5 separate regions of the Mus musculus genome follow, and regions 1, 2, 4 and 5 are each linked to region 3. The links are chromatin loops, found by intact Hi-C in ENCODE. Cell type or tissue: gastrocnemius. All regions are shown on one strand. Links, peaks and the distances in the headings refer to the core of each region. The heading gives the core; the rest is flanking DNA. Region 1 holds the start of Lrrc26 (leucine rich repeat containing 26). Region 2 overlaps AA543186 (expressed sequence AA543186). Region 3 overlaps Gm13387 (predicted gene 13387). Region 4 holds the start of Nrarp (Notch-regulated ankyrin repeat protein). Region 5 has its middle 3.4 kb from the start of Tprn.

Evidence for each region. A loop is a pair of places that touch in the nucleus more often than their neighbours do. Peaks named below come from ENCODE experiments on the same cell type or tissue, not always from the same donor. Only the 100,000 strongest peaks of a DNase experiment are listed, where the experiment ranks them.
Region 1: it touches region 3 in a loop (3-fold over the local background); 2 of 42 quality-filtered maps call a loop at or near these places.
Region 2: it touches region 3 in a loop (2.0-fold over the local background); 2 of 42 quality-filtered maps call a loop at or near these places.
Region 4: it touches region 3 in a loop (2.4-fold over the local background); 14 of 42 quality-filtered maps call a loop at or near these places.
Region 5: it touches region 3 in a loop (2.1-fold over the local background); 5 of 42 quality-filtered maps call a loop at or near these places.

The regions. Positions count from the first base shown.
Region 1 is chr2:25,289,496-25,295,019 of GRCm38, forward strand. Lrrc26 (leucine rich repeat containing 26) reads left to right here and starts at 416. Exons shown (of 2, transcript NM_146117.2): 1 at 416-1,166; 2 at 1,243-1,698. The coding sequence starts at 494. The coding sequence ends at 1,565. It overlaps Grin1 (glutamate receptor, ionotropic, NMDA1 (zeta 1)), which reads right to left. Exons shown (of 20, transcript NM_008169.3): 19 at 4,943-5,053; 20 at 1,682-2,989. The coding sequence ends at 2,873. Grin1os (glutamate receptor, ionotropic, NMDA1 (zeta 1), opposite strand) reads left to right here and starts at 1,763. Exons shown (of 4, transcript NR_168905.1): 1 at 1,763-1,847; 2 at 4,162-4,416. In gastrocnemius, for the core only: CTCF peaks have their summits at 2,027 and 3,560 (motif pointing left); DNase peaks (open chromatin) are centred at 729, 913, 1,312, 1,835 and 5 more places; H3K4me3 peaks cover 3,045 bases; H3K27ac peaks cover 2,339 bases.
Region 2 is chr2:25,325,132-25,330,780 of GRCm38, forward strand. It overlaps AA543186 (expressed sequence AA543186), which reads right to left. Exons shown (of 2, transcript NR_027448.1): 2 at 2,319-3,590. Among named protein-coding and RNA genes, the nearest start is that of AA543186, 4.6 kb to the right of the region's middle. In gastrocnemius, for the core only: a CTCF peak has its summit at 3,556 (motif pointing left); a DNase peak (open chromatin) is centred at 3,531.
Region 3 is chr2:25,124,338-25,129,986 of GRCm38, forward strand. The region is part of intron 2 of Gm13387 (predicted gene 13387); the gene reads right to left. Among named protein-coding and RNA genes, the nearest start is that of Gm13387, 18 kb to the right of the region's middle. RefSeq lists an enhancer at 508-3,753. In gastrocnemius, for the core only: a CTCF peak has its summit at 3,058 (motif pointing right); DNase peaks (open chromatin) are centred at 2,048, 2,379, 3,062 and 3,812; H3K4me3 peaks cover 657 bases; H3K27ac peaks cover 2,247 bases.
Region 4 is chr2:25,177,968-25,183,487 of GRCm38, forward strand. Nrarp (Notch-regulated ankyrin repeat protein) reads left to right here and starts at 2,791. Exons shown (of 1, transcript NM_025980.2): 1 at 2,791-5,372. The coding sequence starts at 3,144. The coding sequence ends at 3,488. In gastrocnemius, for the core only: CTCF peaks have their summits at 2,643 and 3,726; DNase peaks (open chromatin) are centred at 2,681, 3,123, 3,697, 3,874 and 2 more places; H3K4me3 peaks cover 4,419 bases; H3K27ac peaks cover 5,000 bases.
Region 5 is chr2:25,256,358-25,262,006 of GRCm38, forward strand. No RefSeq gene overlaps it. Among named protein-coding and RNA genes, the nearest start is that of Tprn, 3.4 kb to the right of the region's middle. In gastrocnemius, for the core only: CTCF peaks have their summits at 589 (motif pointing left) and 2,719 (motif pointing right); a DNase peak (open chromatin) is centred at 592; H3K4me3 peaks cover 96 bases; H3K27ac peaks cover 68 bases.

The DNA.
Region 1 (5,524 bases), core at 525-5,524, 170 kb after region 3:
TGAAGCAACGTCTTTCCTACACTCCCTCCCTCTTTTGCCTTAGATGCGTTTTCCTCCTACACTTCCAGGTCTTTCCCTCTGTGGTTAGGCTCCATCACCTGTTATATTTTCACCAAACTTCCAGAGACTGGGATCCTTTTAGGATCTGTGGGGTCCTTTTGCTGAGTAGGAATGGGATTGTGTCTGGGGTATGGAGCAAGGCACTGCTGGCTGCATTGTATGCAGAACTGGTGGCTTTGATCGTGTTCTTTAGGTCTCAGTGGGGAGGCCAATGGTCACATCAGCTCTATTCTGGGCTCAAGGCCAAGCCAAGACTGGAGCTCTGGACAGGTGGTTGGCAGTGCTGGGCATTGGCTCTCTGCCTAGCCCCCGCCCAAGTTGAGGAACCAGCAGAGGGACAGAAACTGTTGTGTTAGGGCAGGAGAGTTAATACTTGTGCAGGTGAGGCTGAGACGGCTTTGGGGCACCTTGACTCCAAAGCCCGAAGCCGCACATGCGGGGTTCTTTTTTCTCGCGGCTTCCGCCGCAACTCTCTCTGCTGCTGCTGCTGTCGTTGAGGCGAGTCTGGACCCAGGAGGATATTGGAACTGCCCCTTCTAAATCCCCGGTGGCCCCCGAATGCCCCGAGGCATGTTCATGTTCACTAGGCGGCAAGGCCAATTGCTCCGCACTCGCGCTGCCTGCGGTACCAGCGGACCTGAGCTGGCAAGTACGCTCACTGCTGCTGGATCACAATCGCGTGAGCGCGCTGCCTCCGGGTGCCTTCGCCAATGCAGGCGCGCTGCTATACCTAGATCTGAGGGAGAACCGGCTTCGGTCGGTGCACGCACGAGCTTTCTGGGGTCTGGGAGTGTTGCAATGGCTGGACCTGAGCTCCAACCAGCTGGAAACTCTGCCTCCTGGCACCTTCGCGCCGCTGCGCGCGCTTAGTTTCCTCTCCCTAGCGGGTAACCGGCTGGCACTCCTGGAGCCTTCGATCCTGGGCCCGCTTCCATTACTGCGAGTGCTCAGCCTGCAGGACAATTCACTATCGGCAATCGAGGCGGGTTTGCTGAATAACTTGCCTGCCCTCGATGTGTTGCGCTTGCATGGCAACCCCTGGACGTGCAACTGTGCGCTGCGTCCCCTTTGCACTTGGCTGCGTAAGCACCCGCGTCCAGCCTCAGGTGAGCCATCTGGGGCGCAGGACGGATAATGTTTGGTGCAATTGCTGCCATCTGACGCCGCTCCTGTGTCCCGCAGAAACTGAGACCCTGCTCTGCGTGTCTCCAAGACTCCAGACGCTCAGCCTACTGACAGCTTTTCCGGATGCCGCCTTCAAACAGTGCACTCAGTCACTAGCAGCGCGAGACCTGGCGGTGGTCTACGCTCTCGGGCCGGTCTCTTTCCTTGCTAGTTTGGCCATCTGCCTGGCATTGGGCTCCGTGCTCACTGCTTGTGGTGCACGGCGCCGCCGCCGCCGCCGCACCACGGTGCGCCACTTACTAAGGAGACAGCTAGACCCCGAGGGCCCACCCTCCCTGGAGGATGCTGGGAGCCCTGTAACAGCAGCTATCCAAGCCTAAGGGGACTGCAGGTTGTTTCTAGTGCTCCTGAAGTGCCTCCGTACTTTGAGAACTCTCCCCAAATCCCTGATCCTCCCTTCACATTCCCTGTAGGCGTCAACAATAGACAAAACCCGGAAATTTTCTGACATTCCTTTAGGCATCACCACTGAATACCGGGATTAGGGGTGGTTATGCGCGCCCGGTGTCCCTGGGGCAGAGGGGCAGCGCGCTGCTGCGCCCCAGTGGCTCGGGGAAGGCACGCGCTTGGACACTGGGAGAGCTAGTCATGTACAAGGTTGGGTGAGTGACACCGGACTGGGAGGCGGATGGCACTCCCTGGTGCCCAAGGTGCGGGGCTCCTCTCAAGCCAGCGTCTGAGGAAGCCTATTGTGGCTGCAGACAGAAGAGAAGGCTCAGCCCTCTTGGAGTCTGGAGCCCTAGACATCTGGGAGCCAGAGAGCACCCCTGGGAAGCGCTGCCACTAGGGCAGTGAAGGCTAGCCCTGGGAAAGGTCGGAGCCAGCCCAGTGAATGGGGTGGGAAGGGTCGTGGGAGGATTGTGCAGCAGGAGAGAAAGAGAGATAGAGGTGGAAGTCAGGTTGCAGAGAGCAGGCGCTGGAGGAGGGGTGGAGGGTGACCTAGCAAGCTGGGGCCATGGGCCCCCACTGTAGCTTGGGGTAGTGGCTGGAGGAAGGATGGGGCTGCCATTTCTGCTCCAGGCTCCTCCGACCGGGGCCACTTAGGCCCCTCACCCCACTGCTCAGAGACCTCAGGGCCCTGCCTCTGCCGGAGCGCCCTGTGGCCCTGCCCAGCCGGCTCAGCTCTGGCCCATCCTCAGCCGCTCTGGTCCGCACCTTGGTCCTGCAGGGGCTGCCCGCCAGGCAGCAGAGCAGGAGGACGGGAGGCCCAGGGTGGGCAGTCTCTGGGGCGGGTGGGCTTCCCTCAGGCCTTCCCGAGCAGCAGGACTCATCAGTGTCCTTGGCCGGGCTAACTGGGCAGGTGGGCGCCTCCGGGGGCCTCACACCACGGTGCTGACCGAGGGATCTGAGAGGTTGAGCGGGCCCGTGATATCAGTGGGATGGTACTGCTGTAAAATAGAAATACACAGACAAGGCGGCCCGTTAGCTCCGACGTCGGGGGCACGCGCGGGGCCGGGACAGGGTGGACCGGCCAGCCGGCCGACCGGCGGGCAGGCGGGCACGGCCTGGGGGAGGCTGGGGGTGCTCCTCCCCCGACCCCGTCGTGCTCCGGGGCTCTGCGTGGGCCAGGCCGCTGTCCCGTGCGTCTGTCTGCGGGGGAGGGGCAGAGGAGGGCGGGCGGGGCGTCTCAGCTCTCCCTATGACGGGAACACAGCTGCAGCTGGCCCTCCTCCCTCTCAATAGCGCGTCGCGGCAGCACTGTGTCTTTTTGGTTTTGCAAAGCGCCGCGTCCACCCCCGGTGCTCTATAAATAAGAACCAACAATCAATACCTGCTGGCCCCGCCGGCCACCAGGGATCCCAGCCCTGAGCGCCCAGTGCTGCCCTGGCCCGGACCGGCCACAGGACAGGGGCAAAGGATCTCAGCAGCTGGACCGACCCCACCCCACCCAAAGGAGCCCCCACCCAGGCCTCCCTCTGAACAGCACCCAGCCCCAGAGACAGGGTGGAAGCTGGGCTTCCCTCCCCCACCCAGCCCCCAGAGGTCAACCCTGCAGGGTGGGGCCAGCTCCAGATGGCCCAGAAGAACGGGTCCCTGGTGCCCAGGGAGGCTCAGGTAAAGATTGAACTGAGAGCAAGGCCCCAGAAAGGAACCACGTAGATCTCTGAGTTGTACCTGGCCAGCTCCAGATGGAGCCCCAAGACTTAGTGACATCCACTGAAAATGGCCTGCCACCTGCAGGACTTTTGTGCCTTCCCCACTATGGCCATCTGGCCCCAAAAGTACAGATCTTCTTCTTCCCTGTCAGATTTCCCCTTCCCCACACAAATTCCAGCCCACAGCTCCCTTGGCCCTGCTCTTCCACCCCTGCGCCCCCTAGTGGGGGTTCTGATTCAGACCTTGTAACATAGACCTTGCCCACTTTCCCTGGTCTGGGTGACCCTGAAGATAGTGTTTGTACCACCAGCTCCTGGAGCCTCAAGTTGGTGCAAACCACAGATTCTTACTCTTCATCCCCTTTTTCTGAACCAAGGCCTTTGGAGAGCTGAGCAGCCAGGCCTTGTGGGTCTCTCTGGAGCACCCTAGTACATTTTGCTTTGTGCCAAATCCTGTCAGTATGCCTTTCTTCCTGGGCATAGGAGCATAACTATAGATCCAGATTCCTTGTGGGACACAAGCCCCTTGTGGGTGACACTCCCCACTGGTTAGAGGGCTTCCTGTGGGCCTGTTAAAGGGTAACGTCATAGGATCAGGGTGACTCTAGCAAAAAGCGAGCCTGCTGGAGGACTTTCTTGTGAGCATGTACTGCTGGTGCGGTGATGTGACGCTGCCCAAGACAGGGAACCGTTTTCTGGCTCAGAAGGCAGAAGGTCTGACTCTGACAGTGGCCCGTGGCAGTGCTTGGGGGTTTGAGCGGGAACACAGTTCTTAGCCTCCCCTTCCCGGACCTCCTTCTGAGAACCTGTTTTGCCTTAGGTGCTCAGGCCCCAGGCCTTTCAAGAACACCCTATCCATGCTCAGATCACCTGGGTGCTGCTGCCACACCTCCATCAGGGACCTGTTCACCATGGCAACACCCCACTCCCCACCTGACAGTCTCCCTGTAACCAAGGGTCAATGCCAATGCTAGGCCCCAGTCGTCCACCCAGATGGACCCAGGCCCGGCCCCCAGCCCCCGGCCCACACAGAGACCACATGGAAGATGCAACACGCATGGCTCTGGTGAGACAGGTGAGACAGGTGTCTGGGGGGCGGGGCCAGTGGCCAGACAGACGGACGGATGGGACATCACAGCTACACCCTGCAGGGCTGTTGCAGGGCAAGAATGAAAGCATCAAGCCCCGTGTGGAGAAACAGGGATGAAACAGACGTGGTGTGGCCTCCTGGCAGGGGCAGCCTGGGACAGGGCTACTCTGGTTCCCAGGGTCCGGGTAGCCCAGAGAGGCAGTGAGGCTGACTGACTGACCAACAACATGACACAGCTTCCAGATGGCGTGTGGGTCATGGCATGGGGAGAGAGGTGGGCAGACTAACGTGGAGACACATGGGGAAGCTGAGGGCAAGTGAGGGCTTGAGGAGAGGTCTGGAGCGTTCTAAAGGACAGCACCCTTTAATGGGTGGAGGGTGGGTGAAGGACTGACTTGGCACAGATGGCCAGGGTTGAAGATGGGGGCAGGGGTGGGATGGTAAGGGAGAGGGAGACAGACATGGGGCAAGGGGGGAGTCAGAGACGCGGGACTGGGGTGCTTCCCCTTACCGTGTCTTTGGAGGACCTACGTCTCTTGAAGCTGGAGGCCAGGGTGGAGGTGATAGCCCTAAATGTGGCTTTCTTTTTAGGGTCGGGCTCTGCTCTACCACTCTTTCTATCCTAAAATGAATATGTATAAGCGATTAGACAACTAAGGGTGGCGGCCACACCTGCCCTTGCCTGCTCCTTGGGGCCGCTGCCAGGCCTGGCAGGTCACTCAGGCCCTGACTCCTGCCTGCCTCACTGTGCTGAAAAGACGGACCAACAGCCAGACTTTCAAGAGTGGCCTCTTCTGCCCGGGGTTGGGCCTGTCCTTGCTTGTGCTGGGTCTGGGCTTGGGGGGTCCTGACGGCACTCTTCCTGGGATGTCCGCCTGGCTCCCTGGCTCCTGGGTGGCCCTGGCTTAGAGGCATCCTGAGGAGGAGGAGCCTCTGAGGACAGGAAGAGCTTCCCCTCAGGCCACACCAGCCTTTCTGTTCAGAGGCTGCTGACCCCAAAGGGCACACACCAGGAAAGGGCCAAGGACCCGAGGAAATGTCCTGTTGGAGTTGGAGTGATAGACAGAGGCAGATCCGGGGACGCTGGCCTGGA
Region 2 (5,649 bases), core at 436-5,435, 200 kb after region 3:
GCCATGACAGGAGTCTACACTGATCTCTGTCAACAAATCATGTCGCTCTAAAATCTTCAACAACAACAAAAAAGGAATTATGTCTTGGTTGAATATCAGATACTGCAGTTTGAAGAACATCTTTAATGTTTTTCAGAGTTGACTGGCATTTTGATTGTAACCATCACTAGTGCTAAGATTACTGCTTCATATATTTAGGACCACTTTAAAAATAGTCAGATACTGGGCTGTTGAGATGGCTCAGCGGTTAAGAGCACTGACTGCTCTTCTGAAGGTCCTGAGTTCAAATCCCAGCAACCACATGGTGGTGGCTCACAACCATCCGTAATGAGATCTGACGCCTTCTTCTGTTGTATCAGAAGACAGCTACTTACATATAAGAACAGTGTACTTACATATAACAATAAATAGATCTCTGGGTCAGAGTGAGCAGAAGTCCTGAGTTCAATTCCCAGCAACCACATGAAGGCTCACAACCATCTGTACAGCTACAGTGTGCTCATACACATAAAACAAATCAATAATTCTTAAAAAAAAAAAAAGGTCACACACACAGTCCTGATTCCAAGGCAAAATCCACTGAACAATTGTTTTGAAACTCAAGTCAGAAACTCAGATGAAGGGCCAGGCATAGTGGCCCTTTTTAAATCCAGTGCTCAGCAGGCAGAGGCAGGTGGATCACTGAGTTCAAGGCCAGACTGGTCTTCAGAATGAGTTCCAGGACAGCCAGGGATACATAGAGAAACCCTGTCTCAAGGAAAGAAAAAGAAAAGAAATTCAAATGAAACTTTAAAAAACAGAAATTTTTTTTACATGATACAATCAAGAGATATAGTAGTTTGACACATGTTTAGGAATAATGGTAGTAAAACAATAAAGTGTTTGTTTTATAGAATTAGACCACTCTGTGCCTGTGAGGAAGGGAGCTTGGTATGCACAGTGCAAACCCTGAAATCCAGAACTCATGTCTGAGCCAACTGGTTTGTTTTTTGTTTTGTTTTGTTTGTTTTGTTTTTAAGACAGGGTTTCTCTGTGTAGCCCTGGCTGTCCTGGAACTCACTTTGTAGACCAGGCTGGTGCACCACCACTGCCCGGCTCTGAGCCAACGTTTTGCAGGTAGCCTGTTAATATTTGTAACACCATGTGAAGTATAAAGCACACAGGTTGTTTGTTAACTAAGGCTTCAGTGAATTTACACTGTGTAACCTGGATGAACATTACCAGAAATACCCAAATTTATTATGTATTTGATTTTGAATATATATATATATATATATATATATATATATATATATATATTTTTTTTTTTTTTTCCAAGACAGGGTTTCTCCATGTAGTCCTGGCTGTCCTGGAACTCACTCTGTAGACCAGGCTGGCCTCAAACTCAGAAATCCGCCTGCCTCTGCCTTCCCAGTGCTGGGAATAAAGGCATGCGCCACCATGCCTGGCAAACTTTTTAGGAACCCTTCAGGCCTGATAAGTGTTTTACAACCGCTGCATTCAGCTCCATCTCTCATGTGAACATGTATACTTAGCCCTGCAACTCTGGGATAATGCTCAGTTGAGTGACACAGCCCTGCCAGTCACATGAACTTCTTGGTCTCTTCGGGAGAATTCGCAAGCCTCCTTCTCCCTGGGAGCAGTAAGTCCTCCTCGGGGTTAAATAGCAAATCAATCCCTCACCACTAGCTGTGGCCCTGTGATGGAGGGCAGATACTTCTTGGGAAGTCTAGGGCCAATCATCTACACTGCTGGAGCCGCTAAGCATGGGTGGAAGCCTAGGGCTGCAAGAGAGGACCCCTCACAGGATATATCACACAGGAAACACCAAACGACACAGGTTGAGGCTGGCTTAGGGATAAGGCTGAGTCATAGCAGCCTGGCAGCAAGAGGGGGCATTTCCACTGGGTCTGCTGGAATGTTCAGTGGTAAAGGAAGGCCATCTTGCTTTTTTGTTTTGTTTTGAAACAGTCACAATGAGCCCAGGATGACCTCTAATTTGCTATATAGCAAGATGACCTTGAGCTCCTGATCCTCCACCTTCATATTATAGATATACATTATGCCTAGTTTTTGGTTTTCATAACAATTTTTGATGATGCTGCAGATTGAACCAGGGATTTGCATACGCTGAATAAATGCTCCCCCACTGAAGTATACCCTGGCCCTTTGCTATATTTTAGCCACTAGATTTTGAGGTTGTTTACTTACGGATCTTTAATTTTAATTTTAATTTTTATTTTATGTGGATAAGTGCTTTGCCTGCATGTACTGTTGCGGGGTATTTAGCAGAGAAGACTGCCCAAACATGGATTTAAGCCAATAGAAAGTCTTTATTAGCCAGATGTCGACTACACTGGGTATTTGGGATCCCAGTATAGCCCCAAGCCTTCTTCAGGGTTGAGAACCACTGCTCTTAGGCCCCAAGCTCTGTTTATCAGTCAATAGAATTCATTCTTTTTGTAACAAAGGTCACAAATTCTATTGTATTTAACCATGAGGTCAGTCTCCGGAAGACTTTGACCCAGTGCTTGCAAAGATGGCACTGCTCAAGTTTTATTCTTTACTCTCCTAAAAACTGGCTATGAGACTTGAAGGGGTGAGGAAATCCCCTAACACACTTATAAAGAGAAAAAGGGTCACCTTACCCTACAAATATGCTACTGCTACCTACCTCATAAAGTCTTTTAAAAATCCACCCTACAGGACTTTGTTGCTCCCCTCCTCCAGCTTGTGGAACCTACTCTAACCTCTTTGGATTTCTAGCTTTGATTTTCCATTTGTTAAATAAATGTATACTTAAATTTGTGTCTTTCAATCGAATTTTCTTTTTTGGAGACAGAGCTGTAGTTCTGGCTGGGTTTGGAACTTTCTCTTTAGACCAGGCTGGCCTAGAACTCACTGAGATCCACCTGCCTCTGCCTCTCAAGTGCTGGGATTAAAGGCGTGCACCACTACACCTGGGTTCAGCTAAATATTTTTCCTTCAAAGAAACAAAAATCAAGAGATCCATGCAACAAGACCGTGTCTCAACAAAAACAATAAAAAGAACAAAAATCCTTTTTGTATATTATGATTGAGGTGTGAGGGGTTCAGCGGTAAAGAGCAAGCACTGTGTATCTGAGGGGTCCCCAACGTGATGGCTACTGTAACTCCATTTTATGCTAGGCATCCAGCTTGGTACCCACTAGCTCTTTGTCTTTTTGACTCCAGTCCCTAGAAGATAAATTCCCAGTAACCTGGACTCAGTGACATGCCCCCAACCCCACACACACCTACGGCAGTGACCAGCTACGTGTTATGTTATGACCAACTACTTGTTTGCTGCTGTAACTTGCTTATGCGGCAGAGCAAAACAGCTCTTGAGTTGCTTATGCAGACACTCGAGGGTTTCCTGCAGTTTTTCAGGCTTAAAAGTCCTTCCCTTGGGGGCTGAAGAGATGGCTGCGTGATTAACACTGGCTGCTCTTCCAGGCTCGAATCCCAGTACGAACACTACATGACTAACAATTGGTCACTCTGGTCCCAGTGGCAACAGTGCCCTCTTCTGGCCTTCATGGATACTTCATACAAAAGGTATGCATACATGCCTGCAAAACACCGATACACATAAAATAAAAATTTCAAAAAAATAAAATAAAAATAAAATAATAAAAACGATCCTTTCTTCATCCACCTTCTCATGTTAGTTTTAGGTTTGGCTCAAGAGATTGTTGTTCAGCCAGCCATAATCAATCAATCTTTTAATTACAATTGGATTCAGTCTCTAAGCTTTTTTCAGGGGTCGGGAACTCCATAACACAGACCTATATGAAAACCCAGGCATGACAGCACATATCTTCTGTCATTACAGAGCTGAGTGGAGACAGACAGACAGACAGACAGACAGGCAGACAGAGAGAAAGAGAGAGAGATTGAGGTCTGAGCAAAGGTTTTACTCTACTTTTTACATTTATAAAGAGAATACATATCTTACCCATTCAGAGTAATTACATGTAGTTCCTACAAATATGAATTCATTTATCCTGACTAAGGATTGAGGTTTAAAGACCTCACCTGTTCTTTATAGTCCTAGGGTTTTACACAAGATGAATTCTCTAATGTTAAATCCAGTCTAAATAAGTGTTAAGGACCATGACTCAATATAATTACTTTTGTTGTTTAGATAAAACTCCACACTTTTTTAATCCCAGCACTCAAGAGGCAAAGGCAGGTAGATTTCCCTGAGTTTGAGGCTGGCCTGCTCTGTAGTTCCAGGACAGCCAGGGACAGAGGAGCCCTGTCCTAAAAGAAAGATGAGGGCCCAAGAATAACTCCAAAGTTCATAGGCTCAAGTAGCTGGAAGAATGCTGGTGTGGCCTTATGAGAAGGGAGACATATACGGTTCAGACCTTTTTTTTTTTTTTTTTTTTTTGGTTTTTGTTTTTTTTTTTTTTTGGTTTTCTCGAGAGAGGGTTTCTCTGAGTAGCCCTGGCTGTCCTGGAACCCACTGTGTAGACCAGGCTGGCCTCGAACTCAGAAATCCGCCTGCCTCTGCCTCCCAAGTGCTGGGATTAGAGGCGTGCGCCACCACGCCCGGCCGGTTCGGACCCTTTTGTTGGTGGGTGGGTGGTTTTGTTTGAGACGGTGCTTTACTACACATTTCAAACTGGCCTTAAACTCACTGTGTAGCTTAGATTATCCTCAAGCTCACAAAAATTCTCCCAACTCAACCACCAATTCTGACCGTGAAATCCCTCTGCCTTAACCTCCAGTGTGTTGGGATTGTAGGGTGTGCCACAGATTTAAAGTAAATTTCTTTATAGGTATTTCTCCATTTCCCACTTCTTGAGTTGGTTTTACCACCTTGTAACTTAAGAGTTTTTCTATTTTACCTAAGCCTCTTGATTTATGAGTACACTGTCTTCTATCTTGCTGTTCAGTGCTGGCAACCATTTGGCCTAACTGAAACTATCACACAGTACCCAAACAACAGGAAGCTATACCTTCAAATGCACAAGTGTTCATCATAGGCCACATATAAGATCTGACATATAAAAGACTTATGTCTCTTACAATCTATTTCTCTCTTCCCTCCCCCTTTCTCCCTCTTTTCCTCCTTTCTTCTCCATCCTCCCCAACAGGGTCTCATTCAGTTCTAACTTTGAACTTGAAATCCTCCAGTGTCAGCCCCCTGAGTATTGAAAGCACAGGTGGGGCTACAGCTAGCTCTTCCTCCAGTCTGCTAATGTGGAAACAGTTAAGGCTTTCCATCACTTTTTTTTTAAATAATTGTTTATTTATTTTATGTATATGAGTATACTGTAGCTGCCTTCAGACACACTAGAAGAGAGCATCAGATCCCATTACAGATGGTTGTGAGCCACCATGTGGTTGCTGGGAATTGAACTCAGCATCTCTGGAAGAGCAGTGAGTGCTCTTAACCACTGAGCCATCTCTCCAGCCCCCTCCATCACTTTTTTTTTTTTTTTTTAAGATTTATTTATTTATTATATGTAAGTACACTGTAGCTGTCTTCAGACACTCCAGAAGAGGGAGTCAGATCTTGTTACGGATGGTTGTGAGCCACCATGTGGTTGCTGGGATTTGAACTCCGGACCTTCGGAAGAGCAGTCGGGTGCTCTTACCCACTGAGCCATCTCACCAGCC
Region 3 (5,649 bases), core at 274-5,273:
TCTGTGCAGGTGGGGAAGATTGGGAGGGGCCTCTGAGGAGGGGGACAAAGTGACAATCAGGTTTTGTGACTCTTCAGCTCCAGGAGGAAGCCTGGCAGGGTTGGCTACACTGATGAGCCTCTGGCCAGATGGTTGGATATGACTTAGAGTAGGCAGGACTGGTAGCCAGGGGCTCCCTCGAGGCTTCTGTAGCCTGGGAGCCGAAGTGTTGGCTGAAGCCACAGCCACACTTACAGTCAGGACAGGAGGGGAAGTGAGTCACTCCCTTGCCATTCCCTAGTGTTCTGAACCCCTTGCCAGGCTAACCAGCACTCCACTGTCCTCTAAGGTAGACAATACCTACAAGTCCCTCTGCCTGTGAGCTTGACTCTCAGCATCCTGAGGGCTGTGTAGCCTACTTACCTTCCCACATTCTATCTACTGGCCCAGGCCAGAGGATCTGAACCCTCAGCCCAGGCCTGCCCCGAGCTCCAAGCCTCTCCCCGAGCTAAGTCCCACATCCTCATGGGCTCTGGACAGTGTCTCACTGGAAGCTGGGTTTTGGGCAGTCATGCACATCTGCAGACCATGTAGTCAACGTCCTCCCAGAGAGCTCCCCAAGGCTGTTGGGGTCACACTCTGGAGCTCCTGTCAGCCCACCAAGAGGACTCTCCATGCCTCTCATAGCCTTCAGGAAAGGGGGCTGGGACACTTTTTCTGCCTCTTGGTGTGTGTGTTCAGTAGGACAGGCAGAAGCCAGAAAGAGGCTGTTTGTAGTCCCATATAGGGCTGTATGGGGCTGTGGGCCTTCCAGAGTTAGGGCCTCAGAGACTGGGCTCAGAAGCCCCTCATAGTACTTTATCTGAGAAAAGGTATCAAAGTGTAGATCCCACCCCAATGTCACTCCCCAGAACTCTGTTCATTGCATGCCCAGAGGAGCCCTTCTGAGATTGCCTCCTAGCCCCTCTCAGCTCTGGCGGGCCAATCTTGCCGATGAGCTCCAGCAAGACTGTGTAGCACGTGGCAAACATCCCTAAGCTGGCAGGCCACTCTCCTGCCCTTTGTCCATTTGTCAGTTGATCAATCTGTCTGTTTGCTGAGTATGTAGGCAGGCACCCCAGACAGAAACACTTAAATGGCTGAGACCGCTCAGCCTGTGCTGCCCGGATACCCTAGGGCAGGAGTCTCCGGAGGAGAACTTGTGTGCTGTTGGCATTATAGTTTCTGGGTTAACTTTGCTAGCACTGACATCTTTGGTGCAGGCCCAGAAGGTTGTAAGAGTCTAGTCCTAAAGTTCTGTATTCAGAGTCCCAGACCCAGCTAGGAGGCCCAGGCTGTGACCAGATCTGCATGAGGTGCCTGGAGAAGGAGGGGCTTCCAGTCACTGCACAACTAGAGTTCTGTCATGCAGCCTAAGAGATACAGACCCCAGCTCATGGCTAGAGGATGCCTCAAGTGGACTCTGGCCCACACATGCCTGCTGAACTCAATGAGGCCATCACTCATTCCAGCATCATGACTTCCACCCTGTTGCCATTGAGAGTCAAAGATGAGCACTCGTTAGGGACAGAACAGTGCTCTGGAGGCCTCCACTCCTACAGCTGTGATTTAGGTATTTGTCACCAGAAGCCAGCCACCTAAGCCCCGTAGACCTTGGTTGGCCCTGGGAGAAGGCCATGTGTCAGCAGTACCACGACTCACATAGCTTCATTTCCTGTCACACCTGCCTCTCAAAACTATTGAGGGGCACGGAGAAACCAAGATGGCCACACAGCCAGGAACAATGTGGGGTTGGGCATTGACATGCCCCCCCCCACACCCCCCGCCCGTTCTTAAGGCTGAATGGCGGCTGTGCCTGGAGAGAGTGCTGCGAGGCAGAAGGCAAGCTAGTGTTTCAGCGTCTTCTGTTACACTGAAGCTTTTCAAAGAGTGTCTGGGGCTGCTGAATGTGCCTCTCTTGCTCTCCAAGGCAGACATTCTACACAAAGGGGGCTCTTGTCCTGCACAGGCCCCTTCTGGGAAGAAAAGCCATTGTCCAGGACAGGGCCGCCCAGCAGGCGGTGCATGCTCCACTGCCCACCACCGCGCCCGTCCAAAGGGGCCTCATTCAAGCTTGTCTGCCTGGATTAGCAAGGACTCACGACTCAATGTGCTGCGATATTTCATGTCGAGGGCAGCGGCTGGCTCTGGGCAGAATCAATGCCTGCTTTTGTCTGCCGAGTTATTTTATTTACATTTTTAAAACAGCTTATCAAGGTAAAAAGATAGCTTTGCAAAAAAAAAAAAAAAAAAAAAAAAAGTGTTTGGCTTCAGGCCAGCACAGAGGTAGGAGTACGGGCTGGCACTGGGGTCCTAGGCCAGCCATGCAGTCTGGTCCTAAGCCAGCCTGGGCACCTGCCCAGCCCTCCTGCAGTTCAGGGGAGTGGGGGAGCAGGGGAAACTTATACTTCCAGAAGCCACAACCCTAGCCCCTCTGGATTTCTTGATTGTTTTCCTGAGGTTCCCTCCCGGCTACTCTGACCCAGCTGGCTGTACAGCTCTGAGTGTCCCACCTGGGCAGCAGAGGGTCAGGAAAGGGGTCCTATTACCTCCATCTGTTTTCAGCCTAGTCCTGACCTCTCCCTCCTGTGGAACCGTATCCAAGCCTTTGTACTGGACAGGCAGGGATCTTCACTGAGAGCCTGGGCTTGCCAGGTCACCCATGCACTGGTCTATCATGATCTCAGAGAAGATTCAGCAGAAATGGCCAGAGACCCATCCTAGGCTGGTCTGACCAAAATAATAGGCCACAAAGATCCCTGAAGCTCAAGCTAGGCCAAAGCCAGGGCCCTTCCTGGAGGAGGTGGCTCTGGGTTCTGCTGCCTCCCCTCACCCAGCAAGGGCAGCTGACAGTAGCTAAATAGGAGTGGGACGGCGTCTCTCTTGCCCTAGCCCCTGCCCAGGTAGGCTATGAAAATAAAACAAACAAACAAACAAACCTCTTCCAAAACACCCCACTGCCTCTACAGATCCACACTGTGGATAATGGGACTTCGAACCTAGGAGTGCTGGCTGCACACCAGGCCACCTGGCCACTAGAGGGCAGCCTAGGTGCGTGGGGAGAGCCTGCCTGGCATATATAAACTAGCCTAGTGACCCCATATAGAAAGCATAACCGTGCACCTCTAGCTCCCAGAATGCTCCTGGTCAGCCCATCTACCTAACAGATGAGGCTTGAGCCTCCACACTTAAGAAGCACAGCCCACCCTGAGACAAGCCTCCCAGTCAGGGGGTTTGGGTCCCATTAAGAGCCGGGCTTAGGGAAGACTGACCATCTGGAACATCGCTAGGACACTAACAATGCAGTTGAAGTTGTGGGAAGCCCCAGACCCTTCACCCACTGCCCCTCACCATCTCACTCAGACTTCCTTCTCCCCGAGCCACTTGGCAGAGAGTCTGAACCCACAGTCGGAAGAGAATAGCCCAGTCCTTGGCTCCCCTGTCTCTGATGAAGCCAGGTCAGGCCCAGGGGAGGGAGGGGCCTTAGGGGACTCTGAGTGGGCCTGATCCTAACATGATGTGTGTATGGGGTGCTGCACATCCCTAGTTTCCCTGGATCCTGCAGCTTCTGGAGGATCTGTGACCCAGAAGGCCCTTGTGTGAAGCTGTAGGTATCTCCTGGTGATCACGTTCCGTCCTCCTCTAAGCCCTGCATGCAGATCCTAAGACTATCCTCATATTCTGTATTTCTCTTCAAACCATGCATACCTTCCCCCTGCCCTGAGATCATCCCACGCTCTGTGCCCCATGGGACCTGGTGAGGCCAAGCCCCCTGGATAAGAGCCAGCTATGGAGGCATTGGGTCAGCACAGGGAAAGCCCAGCCCGGACCCCTTGGGCTAGATGCCGCCAAGCCTTTCCCAGGCTGCTATTTTGGGCTCTCTGAGACTTGGGGGTGGGGTGCCAGATAGCTTTGCTGCTGCTCATGCTGGTTATTTTTGCTCATAATGGGAGTACGATATATGGAAATTATTAATAGCCTCCCCGGCTACGGTACGTGCTGGTACTCAGGGCCAGCGTGTGCTCTGTCCCGCGGTGGGAAGGTCTCGCTGCACAGCAGGTTTGGGGGAATTGCCTCTCAGCTACACCCAATCCCCATCAAATGCTTCCCAGGCTGCGAGTACCATTACCTACAAAGAAGTTGGTCTGGTTATCTCAAATAACCATGGCAACCTGGGGACAGATCTGACCACAGGTCTTTACATTTGAACTTCCTTCTACTTCCCAACTCCTTGGAGCTGGATGAGAGTCTAAGGGTGCCCAGTCTCTTTAGATAAAGCTCTGAGGGATTACAGGAAGTTGCTGTGGGCCCCCAGATCTCCAAGGCATGCGGTGCACCTTACCCCTCTGCTGCATGCTGGACTGGCTATGTTGACCTTCTAGACCTGTAGAAGCTCCTGCGAGAGATGGGGCCACTGTGCATAGGTCACTGTTGATCTCTTGTCCCAACTGCCTGACCCTTGCAAGCCCTGAGCCGAATTCTGGGGAACTGGGGTAACAGATGAGTTCTCCTGCCATCTCCTCCACCCCTCAGAGACTAGATTATACTGTAAAACATGAATTCCCAGGGTCTCAGCCCAGCAACTACACTGCTGGACATAGGAAGCTCCTGAGTATGTCTGTAGTGACCAGCGACGGTAGAGATGATAGGAGCCTTTCTGTAGCACTGTGCCCCGCTCCCGAGCACGTGCAAGCACTATGTGTTGCCAGGCAATTGTGTAGGGCATGAAGTTGAAGCTGCAGCCCGGGCTGGTTATTGAAAAGGTAAAAATGTCTTTCTCATGCAAATCATTTAGGTTCAAACTTGGATAAAGCTCAGGTCTCCAGAAACAGAGCTTGGTGGGGGGTGGGGAGAGTCTCTCACCACCAAGCTCTAGGCTGCCGCCAAGACCGAGAAACGGGAGGGCAGAGCCCAGGAGGAGGCCGAGAAGTACCAGCCAATGCACTGATCGAGGCCTGCAACATAGTGTGCAGAGGCCACTAAGCTGACTTCCTGTTGTAGGGAAGCCACAACCAGACACAGCAGTGCTGGTCACCTAGAGCCTGAAATTTAGCTGGGCATGGTGATGTACAACTTTAATCCCAGCACTTGGGAGGCAGAGGCAGGTGGGTCTCTGAGTTCAAGGCCAGCCTAGCCTAAAGATCCAGTTCCAGGACAGCCTGGGCTGCACAGAGAAACCCTGTGTGTGTGTGTGCACATGGCTGCTGCTGAGATTTTAAGTGAGGTGGGCTGGGCTTAAGATTGCTCAGTCCAGACCTGCAGACACCTTGGGGCAGATGATGTAGTCTTGAAAGCCATTAGGCCATGCCCACCAGCACACACCCACAGTAGCTCTGAGGGCATGGCAGTGCTATGGGAGGCTGAGGGCATCCAACAGGGCGTATCCAGAATGTGAGATCTAGGCCCGAAGGCTGGGGCTCTGTCCCTTGTGAACTGAGTAGCCTGGCAAATGTATGTGTCACATCTGTGAGGGGAAAGGTGTACTGGCAGTCAAGGAATACCACAAAGTCACACTGCACAACAAACCTCACTCAAGACATTTATTGGGAGGGAAAATAATGGCTGGAGGGTGGCTGCCTCTGCTTGGGTGAGAAGCAGCAGAGACCTGGGCAGAAGACAGGATTTGGGGGC
Region 4 (5,520 bases), core at 521-5,520, 54 kb after region 3:
TGTGCTGTCCTCCTATGGCCTCTCAGATTGCCTGGACTACCCCACCCAGATTTCCCCTGCAGATTCCAGAGCACTCTACATGCCACCCCTTCACAGCATTGCTTTCAGAGCTGCTGGCTCCTAAGCACCCACCTAAGCAAGAACGGGAGCTGGGCATCTGGAGGGAGGAGGATGCCCTTCCCACTGTCTCCTTCTAGGAATGAGCAGATGGTGGTCAGGATGCTCCTGGACCAGCATTCTTTGGATCAGGCAGGGAATAAAGGTCAGAGTCCAGCATCACAGCCAGAAGGGGGTCTCCTAGATCTCAAGCAAGCATCACAAACACCGGAGCTTAATACTAGGTCCCCTGAGACTCTCTGGGAGCCCCCTTCCCTCCCTCTCTTTGAAAGCGGGGAACAAATGTCCACCTTTTGGAAGTGTCCTCCAGCAAACACTTGGGTGGTGCTTACTAGGAACCAAATGCCCCACAGCCTTCCCCAAGCCCCTCCTTATCTGAGACAGGAAGGCATGGGTGTGGGCCAGAGCATAGCTGTGGTGAAGGAGCACGAGCCAGCCGGGAATCCTGTAACCATCACCTAAGAAGTTCTGTGGGTAGCTGGCCATCCAGCTCCGTCTCAGCTGCACAGTGGTGGTGGCAAGCCAGGCACATCTGTCTGTCCTTTGAGCCTGACACAGGGCAAAATGTCCTCAGGATAAGCTTTTACCACGATAGGACTGCCACACCAGCCATGCTATTCTGCAAGAACTAGCTGAGCCTTCCAGCTCTCACAGCCCCTGTGGTGGGGGCCTGGCGTTCCCACACTGAGCTCACACAGGGCCCCTTTGTCTGCCGCCTGCTGCGGATGTCAACAGGACTTTTCTCCCAGGCTCTGTTCTGGGCAAGCATCTCAGATGCCCTTCCTCAGGCCAGGCTGGAGCCCACCTAGGTAGGGGCCTATCCGGGGACCCATTCACCTTCAAGGAACATCACTGGGCTTGATGAAAGTAAGGCTCTGCTCACCCCCAGGTGTGGTCTCTGATTCCTGCCTGTCTAAAGCTTCCAAGCCCTATGCAAACGCATGAAACCATGGGCCAGCCAGGAATCAGATCCTGTCCTCTTATGCTCCCAGAACTCCCGTTTCTCCCTGCCCACTTTGTTTTGGGTTAGTGTTCTGTGACACAGCCTGCATTGGGGCATCAGTCAGAACCCCCAACTGCACCTCAGTCTACCTGCACGGTGGAGAGAACCATAAGGGTTCCTCTCAAGATCTTGGAACAGTAGCCAAGCAGTGGTAGCGCACGCCTTTAATCCCAGCACTTGGGAGGCAGAGGCAGGCGGACTTCTGAGTTCGAGGCCAGCCTGGTCTACAGAGTGAGTTCCAGGAAAGCCAGGGCTATACAGAGCAACCCTGTCTCGAAAAAAAAAAAAAAAAAACTCTCTGAACAATGAGGTATAAGGTGTGGCTAGGGGACCAAATAGGCAGAACCCAATAGACCAAGGATCCCAAGAAGACTAGAGAGCTTTCCAAGCTGAATACACATGAGATTCAGGTTCTCAGGTTAGCAGAAAAGGAGTGTGACCCTTAAACAAGTTGGCCCGACGGGCGGACATCTGGTGGTCACAGTGGTGGTGGGGGGGGGGTTGCCTACTTTCTCCATTCAATTTAGCTATGGTCCCTCCCCGTGAACATAGTAAGGTTGGGGACATGCCCCGGTGAATATGATACAGTTCTGAGTCTGGGGCAGGAACATCCACCAAAGGAGCGTCCCCAGATGGAGCCTGGCTGGGTGGGCTGCCCAGCTGAGGCTTACAGTTGCCTGCTTGGAATTCCCAGTTAGCTTCAGAAGAAATCAAGCCCTGACGTGCCCTGCCTCCTGCTCTGCAAGTCTTAAGATCATTCCTCCTTAATTTCCAGCAACCACAGCGAAGCTATAAGCCGTAAAACATAATGAGGAAATGTGGAGCCTTGCCTTCCCAGCCAGCGCCAGCACCTCCTGCCTCACTCACGGTCAGTTGTTAAGGGTGGTCAATAAAACGTGGGGCTTATGGCTTGGAAATGAGTCATTTCAGAACTCCCTCAAAGGGCAGTGCTGTTGGTCTCACGAGCCAGCCCTGTGTCTTATATGCTGACACTAAGTAAAGGAAACACATAAGGAGGAGTAGTGACAGACTGGCCACCGAGAAAGAGAGAGAGACAGAGAGAGAGGCAGAGAGAGAGAGATAGACAGAGAGAGACAGAGACAGAGGGGGGAGCGAGCGAGCGAGCGAGCCTGTGCCAGCCTGCCAAAGGAACCCCTACCTACACTGTGGGTAGCTTAGGGGCATGGAGCTCCCTCCATCAGTATGGAGGAGCCAAATGCAATTGCTGCTCAAGCTTCCCCGTAAATTACACTTGAGTAGAAAGGACCAGAGTGATGGAGGACTATACAACCGAGCAGTTCGTGAAATTGCCACCTGTGAACGCCAGGTCCAGGCCTGGGAGTGGCTGCGCAAGGAACTCGCAACTCCCGACATCTATGAAGGAAGAAGAAAACTGCCGAAGGAGCTTATACACCGGAGCAACCAGACCCAGGATCCCGCAGTGGTGCTGGAAAACCCCCGAGGCCTTCTGACCACCCTGGCCAGACCAGACTAGTGCTGGTCAGACCAGCGCCCTCTATCCTGGAGGGAGCTGCAGCACGACCCCGCCTCCGCCCCGCCCCCACGTGGGCACCACCCAATCGAAAGAGCCCTGGTGTGCGCGTCAAGAGCGTCTATTGTTATGCAAATATAAGAACCGTAAAAGACGGCGAGAAGCGGCGGGCGAATTAGAACTATTTTGCAAAGGGACGCGGGTGGAGTTCAGCTGGAGCGAAGCCTAACCTCGAAGGGACCACGACTGCGAGTGTCGCGGCCTCCGGCTGCCCCAGGTTCTGCGAACCAGCACCCAGCCCTGTCGCCCGCCCGCTTGGGCGCGGCTGGATGCAGCAGGGGTCCCGCGCCAGCGGCCCTCGGCCCCGAACGCCCGGAGTGCGCAGGGGCGGCGTGCGGGGCCCGAGGGCGCAGCGCCCTCCATGCGCCGAGGCGTACCTCGAGACACGCCCCGAGACAGCCCGGGGCCCGCACTGCAGCCGCCGCCCGCGCTAAGCCGGGGCGCGGCTCGCAGCCCTAGCTCTGCGGCAACATGAGCCAAGCCGAGCTGTCCACCTGCTCGGCGCCACAGACGCAGCGCATCTTCCAGGAAGCGGTGCGCAAGGGCAACACGCAGGAGCTGCAGTCGCTGCTGCAGAACATGACTAACTGCGAATTCAACGTGAACTCGTTCGGGCCGGAGGGCCAGACAGCACTACACCAGTCAGTCATCGACGGCAACCTGGAGCTGGTGAAGCTGTTGGTCAAGTTCGGAGCCGACATCCGCCTAGCTAACCGCGACGGCTGGAGCGCGCTACACATCGCCGCTTTCGGGGGCCACCAGGACATCGTGCTCTATCTCATCACCAAGGCCAAGTACGCGGCCAGCGGCCGGTGATAGCCACCCGGACTCCGGCCCCTGGCCCCCACCCGCGTCGTCTCTGCTGTACCTTCCCGCCAACTACCTCGGTGTGCGCCAGGTTTGCTGGTCCGCGTGGAAATCGGGCTAAGTCTCTACGTCCGCGGCCACGACCAAAGTAGCGCATCCGTGGACCCCAGGGTTCGGCTCTCCGCAAAAGAGCGCCTCCCCTTGGCAGTCCTCTGAGCCCCGCGGGGCCCCAGAGCCTTCCCACGGCCCCGACCGCCTAGAGGGTGGGGGCGGGGCGCAGGCTCCAGTCCGTTTTGAAATTTGAGTCTCACACCGGGAGACTTCGGAATCCCGAGATACCGGATCCTCCGCTTGAAATGTTTTCTCCGGAAGGTGAAAGGCGCGGGCGGACTCGCGCTCCAGCCGCCGCTCGTGAGACCCGGCCGCTCACAGTGCGGCGCCCGCCGCTGGCAGCCGCCAAACAACCATTACCGGGCTCCACCATCTGCGCGCCCTCGCACTTAGGAAGGGAAGGGGACGCTCCGGGTTCCTGATGTCCTCAACTATTTATCACGTGTGTGTATATTTGTGGGTGAAGTTTGTGCGCCTGAGTTTTTTGTTTGGAAATATTGTGCGTGGTTATGGGAGAAAGATGCATTTTTTTTCCTTTAAAACTAAAAACTTGAGTCTACCATTTTTTGGTTGCACTGAAAATACCGCCTAGCCCTATGGTTTTCCCATTGCTAGCCCCTCCCCCACCGAGTCCCTAATCTTCCACACCTCATTCCTCTTTTCCTCTCCCTGGATTCTGAGTTTAGAGAGCCTAGGATCTGTCTCCCTTTCCCCTCCCGTGAGAGGCCACCATTCCCCACACAGGCTGGTTTAGCAAAGTTCCAAAGGGCTCTTGAAGCCCGCGTGGCTGGGACGTGGGGATTCTGAGAGCATGGTACCCTTCCTAGTGACTTCTATTATAGTTAATAGTCGGTTGCACACTTTTTTAAAAAAGTAAATGAATTTGCCACGATTAAATGTCATAACATTTATGACAGAATATAAAATATTAACATATTTTAAGCCAAGTTTTAGGTGTATTTTTTTGAATCTTGGTTATGAACCCAATTTTAAAGGGCGTTGTATCCAGCGTTGTGAAGGCTGTTGTGTACCCATATTTATATTTTTATAAAATTCCTATAAAGACTGTGAATCTCTCATACTATTGCTGAATGAGTGGAAGGGCTGCTGTGCTCTTTCTGCCTTCCCCAATCCCCATCCCCACCCTCAAACCCTGCTCCAAGGCCCTATTATGATCTGAGGATCCAGCCATGAGGGAGGGGCTGTGCCAAGGACCAGGGCTGGAGGAGGTGCTGGAGCGTCACTGGCTGTCCCAGAAAGGAGACTTCCTGGTTTCTGTGGTTCCAATTTTCTATGCATCTCCATTCCCCTTCTTGTTTTGATCCTGGGAAATAAAAGGGAGGCTGAATTATTCAAATTTAAATGAGGTTTCCCCTTCGTAGAAGTGCTGCTGACCCTGCGTGCAAAAATGGGGAGCACTTGAGGACACAGGTGGGTGGAGCCCTTTGTGCCGCCTGGCCATATTCTTCGGTCTTCTGCGCTTTTATGAACCAGTGTGGGAGGAATAGTGATAATGTCATGAGAATGGCAGACACTGAGACAAGCACAGATTACTTCAAAAGGAGTTCTGTATGGTTTTTCTACACGCAAATGCCTTTTTAATTATGTTAATTAATGTTAAAACGTACTGGGCCTATGTTGAAGCTTCAGATGGGTCCTGGTTGGTCTCTTCTATCTGTATGAAGTCTGTGGCACACTCCTAAGCGTACGATATAGACTTGTAGCCCATCGTGAAAAATTTATAAATAAATTTTTCATTGGTCTTTTTATATTAAAAAAAAATACTGGTTTTAATTTTGGCACAAGTCCTGGGTCCCCCTCTAAGGGCCATGGCGTCCTACCTTCAGCTAATGAATGATGGCTGCTTGGGTTGTGAATCTATTGACAAGACCAAGCTGGGTAAAATGTGAACTCAGTCTAGCTCAGCTGT
Region 5 (5,649 bases), core at 206-5,205, 130 kb after region 3:
ATATCCTGCTGGGCTCTGAGTATTTCCCATGGTGATGTGCCCCCTTTATAAATCAGCTTGTTCACTCAGCAGCACTGACCTCAGAGCATGTCCCTTCATCTGTCCAGGGCAGACTTATACGATTGATAAAGAGGGCTGGCATCCCTTTTCCTCTTTTCTGCCAAAGACTAGCCTTTTGTTCATTCCACCTCACAAAGACAAAGAGAAAGCAGACTGTTGAGAAAGGGCATGAATAGGGCCCTGTGTGGGTATCTGCCATCTGAGAAAAAATTCTGGTCTCAAGGCATTGCTTGATTTCCTGGCTCAACCGATTGCAGTTTTTTTTTTTTTTTTTTTTTTTTTTTTTTTTTTTTTTTTTTTTTTTTTTTAAAGATTTATTTATTTATTATATGTAAGTACACTGTAGCTGTCTTCAGACACTCCAGAAGAGGGCATCAGATTTTGTTACGGATGGATGTGAGCCACCATGCGGTTGCTGGGATTTGAACTCAGGACCTTCAGAAGAGCAGTCGGTGCTCTTAACCACTGAGCCATCACACCAGCCCCCGATTGCAGTTTCACGGACTTTCCCACCACCTTGTGGCAGGCGTCATTAATACACTTGAGACAGACAGACCTAGAAAAGGAAGCATAGACATTAGGAACGGGTGCTCACATGCTCATGGCGGTGGATACATTTACAGCTGAAATTTATTAGCTTACGGTCGGTCTTTGAGTTTATGTCAGTTGTGTGCCAAATGAGACCATTTGCTGATGGAAAAAAATGTTTCCTGAAATTAACAATATATATTTAAGCATCCCAATGTTTGCATCAGGTGAATGCTAAGACGCCCTTTGCCATGTGGTCATTAGTGCACCATGGCTAGAACACTTTGGGTGTTAGACTGTTTTCGGCAAATCCCTGTTTCTTGTTGTAGGAGATGAGTAACTTGCACTACTACCCACCCCAGCTAAAGACAATGGGCTGTATTTTGTAGAGCATGTGACACCAGAGCCCTGACTTCTTAGTGTGTAGCCATCGGTGAGCCCTGATGACAGTGCCGAAGAATTGAGATGAAAAATGGTCGTTTAAGGACAGATTTCCCGTTTTTAAAAATTAGGGTGTTGGGGGCTGGTGAGATGGCTCAGTGGGTAAGAGCACCTGACTGCTCTTCCAAAGGTCCCGAGTTCAAATCCCAGCAACCACATGGTGGCTCACAACCATCCATAACAAGATCTGACTCCCTCTTCTGGAGTGTCTGAAGACAGCTACAGTGTACTTACATATAATAAATAAATTTTTAAAAATTAGGGTGTTATGCAGCAAAGACTTGCCTCAAACTCACTCTGTAATCAGTGATGACCTTTTTACTTCCTGTTTTATATGATTTTGGAAATCAAATCCAGGGCAACATACATATTAGACAACAATTACTATTGCTGCTGCTGAAACAGGAACTCACTGTAACCTTGACCGGACTAGAAACTCACTCTGTAGAACAGGCCTCTAATTCATAGAGGCTGGCCTTTGCCTCCCAAGAGTTAGGATTAAAGGCATACACCACCACATCTGGCTTAGGCAAGTGTCCTACTAACTGAACTACATTATTATAGTTTTTACATTTAAAAATTATTTGTGTGTATGTATGTGTGAATGCAGGTGTATGTGTACCATACCACTTATGCAAATTATTTGTCAGCCTTGTGATATCAGAGAGCAAACTCAGGTAGCCTGGCCTGCTTGCAAGTGCCTACTCGCAGGGCCATCTCATAAGTTCTAAATTTTACATTTTTAAAGGATTTAAAACAGGATGTCACACTGTTTCCTGGAGTGGCTATAAAAGAGAAAGCTGGAAATTAACAATATATATATAAGCATCTCAATGTTTGCATCAGGTGAATGCTAAGATGCCCTTTGCCATGTGGACAGGGGATCATAGGGCTGGGGTCATTATTGCACCATGGCTAGAACACTTTGGGTGTTAGAATATTTTTGGAAAATCCCTGTTTGTTTTTTGTATAGCCCTGGCTGTCCTTGAACTCACTTTGTAGACCAGGCTGGCCTCGAACTCAGAAATCCGCCTGCCTCTGCCTCCCGAGTGCTGGGATTAAAGGCGTGCGCCACCACGCCTGACAAATCCCTGTTTCTTGTTGTAGGAGATTGCACTACTACCCACCCCAGCTAAATCCCTGTTTCTTGTTGTAGGAGATTGCACTACTGTTTCTTGTTGTAGGAGATTGCACTACTACCCACCCCAGCTAAAGACAATGGGCTGTATTTTGTAGAGCATGTGACAACTGGCTTCATAGCTGGAAGCCAGCCTGACCTGTGAGACCCAGCCTGAAAGAGAGAAAGCAGGAGGGAGAGAGGGGGACAGGGAGACAGGAGAAAGTCTAAAGGAACATCAGTTGGCAGATCAAATGTGACCTGCAGAATACAGGGTTCCTCACTGTGCTTAGCCATTTGACTGGGATCATTCTTCGGTTTTGTTTTTTGAGACAGGGTTTCTCTGTGTAAAAATAGCCCTGCCTGTCCTGGAACTCCTTTGTAGACCAGGCTGGCCTTGAACTCACAGAGATCTGCCTGTCTCTGCCTCTGCCTCCTGAGTGCTCGGATTAAAGGTATGTGCCCCCGGCAGCTGACTAGGTCTTTCTTTAACAAAACAAAACAAGACAAAACAAAACAAAACAAAACAAAAAATTCTGTGTGGATATGCAGCACACATGCAATGTCCATGGAGGCCAGAAGAGGGCATTAGAACCCCAGGAACAAATTACAGCCATCCAGGTGCTAGGATCCAAATTCAGGTCCTCTCTCTCTCTACAGGGCAGCAGGTGGGTGTTTTTTGTTTTGTTTTGTTTTGTTTTGTTTTGTTTTGTTTTGTTTTTTGGGGGGGGAGGTTGTTTGTTGGTTTGGTTTGGTTTCTGGAGACAGGGTTTCTCTGTGTAGACCTGGCTGTCTTGGTCTGTAGACCAGGCTGGCCTTGAACTCGGAAATCCGCCTGCCTCTGCCTCCGAAGTGCTGGGATTAAAGGCGTGTGCCACCACCGCCCAGCTGCAGCAGGTGTTCTTAACACCTTACCAGTCCCTGGGCCATTTATTTTGGATGAAGAAGAGACTGTCCTGAGGATGTAAGAAGGTTTGTAGTGTGCCTGGTCCTTCCATACTGGATGTTTGTAGAAACCTTCATTTGCAATAACCAGAAGTTCATCCTGACATTGCCATGTTTCCCTGTGACAGAACTGTCCTTGCTTAGAATCACTAAGTTAATAACTTAGTGTGGTCCTTTGCAGAACAGGTATGCTGGTCTGTGCTCGAGTAGAGCAGCTCACACCTCCTCAGTCATGTCACATGCTGACTGACGCTGAGGGAATGAGTCAAGGGCTGACTTGTCTCATTTGCCCCCAGCTAGAAAAAATTGTCTCCAATCCAGGATTGGGCGGATTTTTTTTTTCTCAAAGCAAGATACAAGCTGAACTTTGGAGTGTTTTCCTTGTAACATTTCTTAGATTTTGTTTTGTGTGTTCCTGTTTTATTTTGGTAATTTGGAATTCTGAGTATAAAAGCCATGAGTGGGCTGGTGAGATGGCTCAGTGGGTAAGAGCACCCGACTGCTCTTCCAAAGGTCTGGAGTTCAAATCCCAGCAACCAAATGGTGGCTCACAACCACCCGTAATGAGTTCTGATGCCCTCTTCTGGTGTGTCTGAAGACAGCTACAGTGAACTTACATGTAATAAATAAATAATAAATCTTTAAAAAAAAAAAAAGCCATGAGTCCTGGTGGTTCATCAGAAAAATTGGATATAATATTACCGGAGGATCCAGCAATACCTCTCCTGGGCATATACACAGAAGATGTTCCGACTGGTAATAAGGACACATGCTCCACTATTTTCATAGCAGCCCTATTTATAATAGCCAGAAGCTGGAAAGAACCCAGATGTCCCTCAACAGAGAAATGGATTAAAAAAAAATGTGTACAATGGAGTACTACTCAGCTATTAAAAACAATGAATTTATGAAATTCTTGGGCAAATGGATGGATCTGGAGGATATCATCCTTAGTGAGGTAACCCAATCACAAAAGAAGTCACTAGATATGCACTCACCAATAAGTGGATATTAGCCCAGAAACTTAGAATACCCAAGATACAATTTGCAAAACACAAGAAGATCAAGAAGAAGAAAGACCAAAGTGTGGATACTCCATTCCTCCTTAGAATAGGAAACAAAATACCCAAGGAAGGAATTACAGAGACAAAGTTTGGAGCTAAGACAAAAGGATGGACCATCCAGAGACTACCCCACCCGGGGATCCATCCCATAATTAGCCACCAAACCCAGACACTATTGCATATGCCAGCAAGATTTTGCTGAAGGGACCCTGATATAGCTGTCTCGTGTGAGGCTATGCCAGTGCCTGGCAAATACAAAAGTGGATGCTCACAGTCACCTATAGAATGGAACACAGGGCCCCCAATGGAGGAGCTAGGTAAAATACCCAAGGAGCTGAAGGGGTCTGCAACCCTATAGGTGGAACAACAATATAAACTAACCAGTACCCCCAGAGCTCATGTCTCTAGCTGCATATGTAGCAGAAGACTGCCATCATTGGGAAGAGAGGCCCCTTGGTCTTGCAAACTTTATATGCTCCAGTATAGGGGAACACCAGGGCCAAGAAGTGGGTGTGTAGGGGAACAGCTCAGGGAAAGAGTATAGGGAACTTTTGGGATAGCATTTGAAATGTATATAAAGAAAATATCTAATAAAAAATAAAACAAATATAAAAAAAAAAAAAAGCCATGCGTCCTAGAAGTTCCCTTTGAAAAGGTGATTTGAGGGCTGAGGCTATAGCTCAGTAGTAGAGTGCTTTCAGAAGGCTCTGGGTCTAATCTCTGGTACTACCAAGGGTAAATAAATGACTTGGGAAAGACTTCTGGAAAGCTGAAATTCAGTTTATAATTGCCAGTTTATATGGAGTGTGCCAGTGAGTAAGTTAAAGATCTAGCTAAGATGATGCCAGCTGTAGGCTGCCATGCAACCCAGAAGCCTAAAGGTACCTATCCCTAGGCTGAACTTGTATTTGCAGAGACCCACATTCCATGAAGCAGAGTCCCCTGGAAGGCAAGTGGCACCAGGGGCAGCAATGCCAGGCCTCAGCTGGCTGTGGTCTATAAGGCAGACAAAGGAAAAACACATCACCAGTCTGTAGCCCCCACCTTCCTAATGCCTCCAAGCAGTTGCCCTACTGTGTATGCTGGGGAGGGGTATATATTGCATACTATGCAGCGATACCCAAAGAAACTTTTCAAGACTTATCTGTCATGAGATTATGGCCCTTCAGAGTCACTAACCCCCTGTCCATTCTTGGAAGTTGGTGTTTCAACAGGAGTTAGTGGGACCTTTACCCTTGTTTTTGTACTTTTCTGCATGACAGACTGCCTAAATGTGTGAGGCTCAGTTGTTGTTGTTGTTGTTGTTGTTTTTCCGAGACAGGGTTTCTCTGTATAGCCCTGGCTGTCCTGGAACTCACTTTGTAGACCAGGCTGGCCTCGAACTCAGAAATCCGCCTGCCTCTGCCTCCAGAGTGCTGGGATTAAAGGCGTGCGCCACCACGCCCGGCTGAGGCTCAGTTTTTATGTGTAACCTGTGTGTGCGCAGAAACAAGG